Linked DNA regions of Homo sapiens: region 2 is linked to region 1. Evidence: chromatin loops called from intact Hi-C (ENCODE). Cell type or tissue: heart left ventricle. All regions are shown on one strand. Each heading gives the region's core, and the rest is flanking DNA. Links, peaks and the distances in the headings are about the cores only.

The links. A loop is a pair of places that touch in the nucleus more often than their neighbours do. Peaks named below come from ENCODE experiments on the same cell type or tissue, not always from the same donor. Only the 100,000 strongest peaks of a DNase experiment are listed, where the experiment ranks them.
Region 2: a loop joins it to region 1, with 4 times the contacts of the local background. A loop is called at or near these places in 45 of 110 quality-filtered maps.

The regions. Positions count from the first base shown.
Region 1 is chr18:22,184,322-22,186,821 of GRCh38, forward strand. The region is part of intron 6 of GATA6 (GATA binding protein 6); the gene reads left to right. Among named protein-coding and RNA genes, the nearest start is that of GATA6, 16 kb to the left of the region's middle. In heart left ventricle, for the core only: CTCF peaks have their summits at 1,109 and 1,309; a DNase peak (open chromatin) is centred at 1,162; H3K4me3 peaks cover 1,327 bases; H3K27ac peaks cover 2,500 bases.
Region 2 is chr18:22,555,733-22,563,596 of GRCh38, forward strand. All of the region lies in intron 2 of LOC124904265 (a long non-coding RNA gene), which reads left to right. Among named protein-coding and RNA genes, the nearest start is that of CTAGE1, 140 kb to the left of the region's middle. In heart left ventricle, for the core only: a CTCF peak has its summit at 3,806; DNase peaks (open chromatin) are centred at 3,499, 3,839, 4,109 and 4,479; H3K4me3 peaks cover 2,141 bases; H3K27ac peaks cover 2,500 bases.

The sequences.
Region 1 (2,500 bases), core at 1-2,500:
AGAAGCCTTTTAGTTGTTTTTTTTTTTGCAGACTCATGGTAAAGAATGTTTCTAGGCTTTATAAAGGTGGACTCCATGCTATGGTGTTGTGTTTTACAGGCAGGTTAGATGTAACTGAGGATTGAAAGTGGTAAATAGAACATGTTTCTTGGGAAATGAAAAGATTATTTAATAATAATTATTTTTTTTTTGAGGCTGAGTCTTGCTGTCACCGAGGCTGGAGTGTGCAGTGGCGCAATCTCGGCTCACTGCAACCTCCACTTCCCGGATTCAAGCAATCCTCCCACTTCAGCCTCCCGAGAAGCTAGAATTACAGGCATACACCAACTCACCTGGCTAATTTTTTTTTGTATAGTTAGTAGAGACGGGGTTTCACCATGTTGGCCAGGGTGGTCTCGAACTCCTGTCCTCAAGTGATCCACCTACCTCAGCCTCCCAAAGTGCTAGGATTACAGGCATGAGTCACCGCGCCTGGCCTAAAAATATCCTTTATTATGCCGTAGTCCTCAGGAGCAATTATGTAGCTAGAGGCAAAACAATTTGGTTTTCTAAAGCAGGGAGGGAGCCGCCTCTCTCCTAGCTGAAATGAGGACTGCTGCCAGCTCCAAGTCACTTTTGTTGGTGGTACAGTCCAGCTTAAATGTGGCAAAAAGACTAATTTGAATGATAAATTGCACTGAGGTCGATATATACCCAACAATGGGCTTCGGGGACTTGGAACCATTGTGGGTGGAGTCTTGTGATTTTGTGACGTAAAATTTCAAAATTTGCTATTAGCAAGTCCTATCGGTTGCTGTCCAGCGAAAGGAGTGAAAAGCCAGTGAAAAGGGCCATGGTCTGGCTAGAAGAAGGGCCTTGGGAGTTCCATCTCTGGTCCTAGGCTTATTGTCCCAGGAACTCTCACCAGGGACAGAGCAGATGGAGGTGGCTTGCTGGTCAATGCCCTTCAGAGGAAAGATCAGTTCCCCACCAGAGGCCAGGAGGCAAAGCAACAAGGATGTTAAGGATGGGGTTGGAGAGTACTAGTTTCACACCAGGTCTTCAGCTGCAAGCTTCCATCCCTGCGGTAGTCTAGGCAGCCTCCACGGGGACTGAGAAGCTGGGAGTGGCTGGTGTGAGCTGCAGCCAGGGGGCATCTCTCCGAGCTCTCCAGCCTCTGGGCTGCGCAGCAGAAACACTGACTGCCATTACCAGGGCAGGGGGTAGGGTTGCTGGCCTGCCTACCAACCTCCCCAGTTCCCCAGGGACTGACTCTTGGCCTTGTTCCGAGGGCACACACGGCTGGTGCCTGGGCTTGCAGGGTTTTATTTCATGGATGTCTCCAAAAGCCTCTACCTGCTGTGGCCATTGTGGGGAAACAGCTACTCGTCTGCTGGCTGCCTTTGGAAGCTGTCCCCCTGTAAGAATACCTGTAGTAGGCTTGAGTGGTGTCCCCAGGTTGTTTTCATGGCGTGCCTGCGTATAACTGTGGATCCCTTCGCACTTTTTGATGTCCTCTCTGGGTGGGCTGAGCCTTCATGTGTATGGCATGGCCCATGTGGCTGCCGAGTAGCTGTGAAGAGTCTGCTGGAGGAGCCATCTGTGAGCAGCTGGTAGAAGCATTTCTAAAAGGTGCCTGTGTTGACAAAGGTGTGTCATTTTCCCATTTTGGTCACAGTGCATAATGTTAGAGGGCAGCTGGCTTTGTGACTGATTGCCTGTAGGATTTTGTGAAATGCTGTGGGTGAAGAAAATATCAGATCCACATAGCAAGGTTGTATCTGGTGTTTACAAAGTATATGTATTACATACACAGCACCGAGGTTGGCTTGGAGTTTAAGCCTCCTAAGGTAATGCGTCCACCCCACGGATCTCCAGTGCTCCCTGTGACTGACTGGTAGAAATTAGTAGTGCAGGGTGACCCTCGTTTGATGGGGCCACGGAACTACAAAGCAAAGGGCGATCTTAGGCACCCTCCCAGCAGAAGGTGGAACTGGGGGCCACATATCCCTCCATTTAGAGATGTAAGTAGCAGTATCACTGCCTTTCTTTAATGACTGTGAGTTATAGCAAGGAAGTAAAAAACTGTTCCAGAGGCCCACATGAAACATGCTGTTTACTTTAATTCCCCACTGAAAAATCAGTTGTAGGAGATCACCGGTAGGCATTCCCAGCAGGCTTATTGTAAGTCCTGGGACATGACAGGAACAGGGTTCTGACCTGCCTTTCACGTGGCCATTTAAGTGATGGCACCAGGACCTTAGCATGACACAGAGTCCTGAGCTCTCTTGGCCAGGACGAAAGGAGCCACAGGAGCTGAGTATTGTGGAAGGGGTCTATCGTGGTTGTCTGCTTCTGGGAGAGGGGGCTCCAGGGCTCCCCTCCCCTAGCAGGAATGAAGGTGTGGGCATAATTCCTAGTGCACGGCATTCTTCCAGGATAAGTTGTCCTAATGCCACGAAAATTTTTGTGCTGCTCTGAAGCCTCATGTCTTAGCTTTATATACTTGTTAATCTGTGCC
Region 2 (7,864 bases), core at 2,666-5,165, 370 kb after region 1:
TATGGGTGAAATAACTGTTAGAAATTTAGAATGCTAAATATGCCACAAAAAGGCTAACAAGATACAGCAACTGCTGTACTATGGGTGATCAAAATAGCTTTTCTCATGTATTTTTTTTCTTTCTGACCAAAGCACAGTAAGAAAGATGGAGCTTTGAAAAGCATTATTTAAGCATCCACAGCCCCTGTTTACAAAACTATAAAAGAGAAAAAAAATGTTTACTCATGGTAATTTCTTTCTTTTCTATCTGATTTTGTAGCATGAATTTAATGTTAATGCTACTTTAATATATAAAGAATCTGGCAAAAATCAACCAACTAGCCAGAAAACAAACAAATAAATAAATATTTCATAATCTTCCATTTCCTTCTGAAGATTTTCAGGTATATTCTATCACAAGAGCATTTATGATTATTCCATTTTTAAAATTTACAGTCCCCTTGACAAAATTTATCAACACCTCTATTTGATCTGATGATACACATCAGTTGCCAGGTACATAACAAACAGCAAGCTGTTTCACTGTCTTCATCTTGAGCTGTAATTAAAGAGTATTTACTAAGCATTACTTGAACCCAACATTATACCTGGTATTATAGCAGCTGGCACTGTGGACCCGGGCCCCGAGCTACAGAACCTTACAGCTGATGACCTGTGATCAACATACTCATCTTTCCTCTAACCACATGACAAACCTCCTGGACCCAGAGCCAAAGGAATTTATGGTTTTCCAGGGAAACATGATATTTGCTTTGACAGTTTCACATAGCTTTATCCCAAAGGCAGACAAAGAGCTGAAGTTTCATCTTCACTCGCCTTTCCTGGGATCAAGCCCTTTGATGGAAGGAGATCACTGGGAATCCATCCCTAGGCCTGGAGGTGTCAGAGGCAGAAACCAGACATACATATCCTGCTCTTTGGTCCTCTGGGAAAATACCTAGCCATCACTGCCCTCATCCACCAGTCTCATGTTGCCCGCCTGTCTCCAGTGTTAGCATAAGTGCTGACTCCCCAGCACTGTGTGTGTCTGGGAGGGCAAGAGGAGTGGCAAACAGCCAGCTGGTGACGCCTGCCCAGAGCCCTGGCAGACCTCATTAGGCTCGGACTGGTCTCTGAAATGCTCTACCACTGCTCCTGCCTGGCACCCAAACCCCTACCATTTTAAAGTGAGCTTTTCACATTCCATTCTTCCCCCAAGTCCTGCAACGTAGGGCCTGCTTTTCTCACAGCTCCAACATCAACACTTCTTTTGAGCAAAACTTTTGCATGCAATAGATAGTGCTAGTGCCAATGCATCTTAGCCAGCTTCTACAGTCAAAGTGAAACAAAGAAAGGAAACATTACAAAAATCGGTGTTGTGGAATGGAACCAGACAAAATCAGTAATAGTCAGTGTGCCCCTTTGATGACCTAAATGTTTAGCACCTCAAAGGATTTCTAAAGGTGTCATGCACAGAGTTTTGAGAGGGAGCTGGCATTTTCAGCCAAAAGCTGAGGGATCCTCTGAAACAGATACCGTCAAATATGCAGACAGGTTGCCATGAGGCAAAATGGGAAGACGTATCTGGCTGTGCATACCAAATACCATCTCAGAGTGGGGTTGTGACTTGTAGGATAGACATGAATATGATGCACCCAGCATGGCCATGCGTGGGAGCTCCTCCGTCAGGAAACGTGGTGTGTTAGATAAACTGGAAGAGATTCAGAGAGGCTGGAAATTGGGGGCAGGAGGGGGATGGTTAAGGCGGTAAAGGCGGTTTTTTAAAAGACAGGAAAAAAGGGTTAAGCAAGGAAACTCCATAAGGACCTCATAGGCCCTGTGGAAGAGTCAAAAGTCATTTAAGTGTTAAGCAGGCTTGTTGCATAATTGGATTCACGCTTTAGAAAAGTTACTCTTGCTGAAGCACGAAGAATGAATTGAAGGGGGGCAAAGCAGAGGTAGAAAGACCAGTTACAACATCTAAGTGAAGGATAACAGTCGACAATGAGACACATCAATGGATTTGGGAGGTGTTTAGGAGTAGAATTTGTAAGACTTAGTGATTGCCTAAGGGGATGTGGTGAGGGGAACAATGAAGGAAGAAGAAGAACCTCTAATGACTGCCAGAGTTTGGCTGAGGCTTTCAAGGGAATGGCAACACCACCCAATGCGGGAACAGGAGAGGCACATGAGGGATGATACGCATCAATTCAGGTTTTGGTGGATTGGGTTAAAAATATCTTTGCAAGATCTTTACTAGGTAGCTGGAGAGATACCATTGAAGACCTGTTCTATGTATAAAATCTGGAGTGGCCAGCACAGACAGTAATGAAGCTGAAGGCATGTTGTGGGTGAAAGGGGTGTCTAATAAATAGGGACGGAAGGACACTTGAGTGTTTGAATACTCTGTTCATTTTTGGCAGCTTATTGCGAATTCATGTAACAATCCTTCCTAAGAGCAAGTTCTGGAGGAAGGAAGTATGAATCGCTGAGTTTAAGGATGGGGGGTGGGGGTGCAAAAATAATCAAAGTGGAGAAATAATTCTCAGAGTTACCTTCATTATTGAGTACTTACTATGTGCTAGGCCCTGTACCGAGTACTTAATATACATTGTTCTACTGTATTTCATTTAATTCTTACAACAAGCCTACATAAAGTAGATACTATTATCTCCACTTTATGTTAACAAGAGCTGAAGTTTGGAGATTCTATTACTCTCTATCCCTGTTGTTTAATCTGATAGCCGCTAGCTGCAAGTGGCTGTTAGGAATTTAAAATGGGCAACAAAGAAACTTAATTTTTTATTTAACTCCAAATTCTCATTTAATTCAAATTTTATTTTATTTCACATTAGTGTAAATTCACACTTAAGAACTAACACTGGATTCAGTTATTGAAAAATGCTTAAATATTTTTGGAACAATGTGAGTATGTGAATCAATTTTTTCAACTCTAAGTTTTATGAAATGTAACTACAGATCAAGTATTTCCAATGAAAAATTTGTGTCTGAATTGAGATGTGTTGTGAGTGTAATTTTTCGAAGATTCACTGTGAAAAAATATATGAAATATCTCATTTATAATTTTTATATTGATTACATATTGAAATAATGTTTTGAATATATCAGATTAAAAATATATTGTTAAAATTAATTTCACCTGTTTTACCTTTTCACTTTCTTTTATGTGACTACTGGACATTTTTCAATTCCCTAAGGGAATTGAGTTCCCCGGGGCTGACGGGGAGCACGGCCTGGGCAGCCCTTTCCCGAGGATGTCCCAGTGGAGACGGGCTCACACCGAGGTGCGCGCACATGCGCGTCTGCGCGGTCCGCCGCGGGTGGACCGAATCTCACCCCGTGCCCACGACCGGCGGGCTTTCCTGTTTGCCTTTTTGAACTCTGTTTTCTTTGAGTCTTGGAGAGAGCCAGGGGCTGTGATGTCACTGTATAAACAGAGGGAAGGGTGGGGGCGAAAGTTGCATTGGAGCGAACCCGGCGGTGGAGGAGGGCTGGTGGGAGGATGGGGGTGGGGAGGGAGATTTTTTTTTTAAAAGTGGTTTGGTCTCGGGGGTGTAGGGGCAGCGGGGGACTCTGCAGAGTCCCGATAAAGAAACAGAATGGGACTGCCAGTCCCTAACCTAGGGGCGGGGAGGGGGACGTGGCTGGAAGAGACAGGGGTTGGTGGGGGGAGGTTGGAAAAATATGGGACGCCTAGAGCTAATTCCTCTGATTAAAAATGCATTAGTTTGGAGGTGTCAGGGACACGCAGCTGTTTTCAAGGAAAGCCTGGCTCCAAGAGGTCCTCCCCGGCCGGGCCGCCTGGCGGCTCCATCCCGGGTGGGTGTCAGCGAGCGCGCAGCCCCCGACGCTTGTCCTCTCCCTGACAGGGCCCTGGCCAATGTCCTGCTGCTGCGGGTCGTGGTAATTTACATCCTCTCTGTGTACATTAACTTATCTGCAGCCGCGCTGGCTGCGCTCCTTCAGTCAGCCTGTCTCCTGCGCAGCCTGGGAGCCTTCCCCGACCCAGCGACCCACCGGGCGGCCGGGGGCGACTGGGGAACCCTGGGAATCACAACAACCGCCCGGTTCCGACCCGGCCCGGACGCCCGCGGGGGCGGGGGACTCTGTGGGGCCAGGCGTGGAGGGCCGGCGAGCCCGGCTCGGGCAGGGCAGAGGCGGGCGGCCGGGGGCTGGCGGCGAACACTTAGTGGCTAATTCATGACTCATGACTCATGCGCAGGCTCCTCTTCAGTGACAGCCGGGACAGTTCCTGGTTATTTGTAGCCCCCCGGCTTTCATTTCGCTGTAATTAAGCAGTCATTTGAGGGTCATTTCATCCCCGTTATAGGTTTCTCTGTTTTAATCATGCTTTGAGTTCCAGTGGGGGCAGCAGGGAGTGGAAGGGGAGGTTGGGAAGGAGGCGTGGAGGGCAAGAGGGTAATCGTCTCTGAGAACGCGTGCACTTTTCATAACTCTTCCCGTGACAGGCCCTGGTGCAGGCTCCGCAGACGCCGACGCCCGGCGCTCCGCTCCGGGGCGCGGGCCAGATCCTCTTCCCTGACACCCGCGGTCTTCCCTGAGAAGAGGTCTGGCCCTTTTTGAGTCAGATGTTGGATTTTCTGCTTTCCCCTCTGGCACCACACTAATCATTCTCTTTAATCGCTGTAGCTTTTTAATGAGGCCAAGTAGGTATTTATGGAGCCGTCTACTCTCCAAACGCTGATGCTTGATAAGTCATTTATAACTTATCGGTGGGCTTTGCATAGGCCAAACCCAGAAGAAAGGAAGTGAGAATAAAATAGAGGCTGGATTTTACGAGGAACCTTCAGCGTATCTTCAGGTCCTAGATGGTACCAAGCCCTTGTGGGAAATGTTCAATCCATCAGACATAAGAATAAGAAACGGCCACAGCCTGTCCGAATTTTGTGAAAATTCTCTGGCTGTCATTCTTGATTTTTTTTTTTTTAATTCCCTCCACTTTCTCCTTTGGCTGGTTCATGTATTCTTTAGATATCATTTGAAGCTTCCATTCCAAGGCCAAGTCTAAGATGTTCTTTAAAGAAATCTTAAGCTATTGCATTTGGAGGGCACACAGATTGAAACTGAAAGGACTGGAAAGAAATAAAGGACAGAAACCAGATTTTCTGTCATTGCAAAGAGTAGGTGCCACAGGCTCCAAATCTCAGTAGATATTAAAGTTAAAGCAGGAGTCTGCGGTAACAGTAGGAGGGTGGTTGCTTTCAAAAGAGAAGGGAAGAGAGAAAACCTGTCCAAGAAAGGGCAGGAGAAAGAGTGAGAGAGAAACAACACAGACTAGAAAAACAAAATGAATGAATCAATCAACATATGAGTATTTAATGTGCATTAAGGAAACTTCAAAAATGTTTTCAGCCATAAAATGGAATAAAATACTGATACATGCTATAACCATGGATGAGCCTTGAGAACTTTAAACTAGGTGAGAGAAGCCACTTATAAAAGACCACATATTCTATAATTCCATTTAGATGAAACGTCCAGAACAGGCAACTCTATAGAGACGGGAAGTAGATTAGCTGTTACCTTGAACTGGGGGTGGGGGTAGGAGTAAGGGGACTGGGGGAGCGACTGCTAGAATTAATTGTGATGGTGATTGTACAACTCTGAATATGCTAATAACCACAGACTTACATGCTTTAAATGGGTGAATTGTATAGTATGTGAATTATATCTCAATAAATCTGTTACTGAAAACAGTTTCCGTTAAGTTAAATAGAAGCAGGTCCCAAAACAGCACCACTAAAAAATTCTCTTGCTAAGTGCACTGCTCCTTCCTATATGACAATGTAAACAGCAAATACTGTTCCTAGGACGGGGTCTGGTTTTTCACTTGGTCCCCAGTGCCTAGAACAATGCTGCTTATGGAAGGTACACAACAAATATTTGCTGGAAGAGAACTTGCAAATAACCAGATGGCCAAATTCAGACTTATACCACGCTCACCCTGCCATCTCTTCGCTGCACCCTCTAGCTTTCCAATATTATCATTTTATATATATAAAATATACAAATATATATTATTATATATACAAATGTATATTATTATATATAGTATCATTATTATTATTAATACAGCTAGTACTAATAACTAACAAACAACATTTTGTTTATATATTTTGTGCCAGGCACTGTACATATATTTGCTTCTAATCCTTATAAAACCCAGCAATGTAAACCCACTGAACCCAGGTCTGTCTGGCTCCCAAAGTTTTAGTCTATTATAAACACCGCCTGCTAAAAACACTAAACACAAAGGCAAGGAGAAACATCAACGAACATGCAAAAGAGAACCAGCCAAAGTCACCGACAGAGGAAACCAAAGAAAATCTGGTTTCTATGTTTATTTTAGTTTTAATTTTTATTTTTTTGAGACAGAGTCTCGCTGTTACCCAGGCTGGAGTGCAGTGGTGTGATCATGATTTCTATGTTTAAGCTGAAAGAAGTATCAAGAAGCATCACTCAAACACATCACTCAAAGAACGATGGCTTGTCTTATTTAAAATTATATCACTCATAGAACTATGGCTTGTCTTATTTAAAATTACGATAATTTTATACTAACCATGGATTATATATGCAACAGCTACGGAGGACTTACTATGTACATAGTTCACAGGAGCTTATGTTCGAGCCTGTTATAAAAGCTACTGTCTCTTAAAAAAAAAACAAAAATGAGTGCTCAGTATATTTGTCTAAGTAGTGAACAAAAGGTTTAACCGTACAGTAATGGAAACATTCTGGTTTCCCAAAACCTCTTCCTAAAGCTGAAACATTTTTGTGGAAAGTTAAGGAAAAGACCCAGAACTCTATGAAGGGCTGCCTAAATGACTACCCACAAAAGTAGCTGGGGAGAAATACAAATTAGAATACATCCAAACTATTCGAAAGCTACTGTGGTGTGTGCTTGGGCTTGAGCCTGCTGCCTAGGTGTTCATTAAGTGTTCATAATATTTCTTATGTCCATAATCCAAGATTCCAGACCCACATCCCAACCAAGACTCAGACCCGCCATCTTATCTCATGCATATTAGTTGGTATATATTGATACTACTTGTAATAATTATCCTAGAAAGACACAAAAACCTTCTAATAAAAGGTTCTATATTCCTCTATCTACTTTGCTATCAGAATTTTGCTCTAAGATTTATAATGAATAGCCCCCATTTTCAAGTTGGAAAAACCAAGTACCCCCTGAAAGTACTTACTGAAACTGTCCCAAAGATCCATAATAGTAATAGGAAAAAATCTCAGCATGTCCTTCTCCCAACTGTTAGAGATACTCACCTCCTATTTAATGTGATAGGAGGTGTTCCTTCTACTTACAAAAAATTCGTATATATATTTAATTTTTTCTTAACTAAGTCTGAAAAGGAGAGACAACCTAGGCCATAAGTATGGAAAAGATGTATAGTTTCCCTCTCTCCTTTTTATGGGCGACTCCAAAGTGAAAGTCCAACCACTTAGGCGGATGAGCTTCAAGAAACTCTTCTCAGGACTGTGGAATGTGCACTGTGTCTACAGTCATCCATCCCTAAGCATATGTGGTTGTCACCCTCTAGTGGATGATCTATGATAATAGTTGGCAGCCTCCTGTGGGGCACAAGCACGATATTATCCAAGACTCACCTATCTTTAAGACGTAAATGACAGATAAGACTGCACCACAACTCTTCAGTCTTGGACACATATTTCCTAGGAAAATGGGTGCGCACGTGCTGTTTATTCAGTCTGCCATTCCCTGCTTCTTTTGAGTCTGTGTTTGTGTTTCCTACTGGTGTCTGGCATTTTCAAGAACAATACACATTTCCTTGAGGCAGACTTCTCCTACCATTGAGATAGTCCT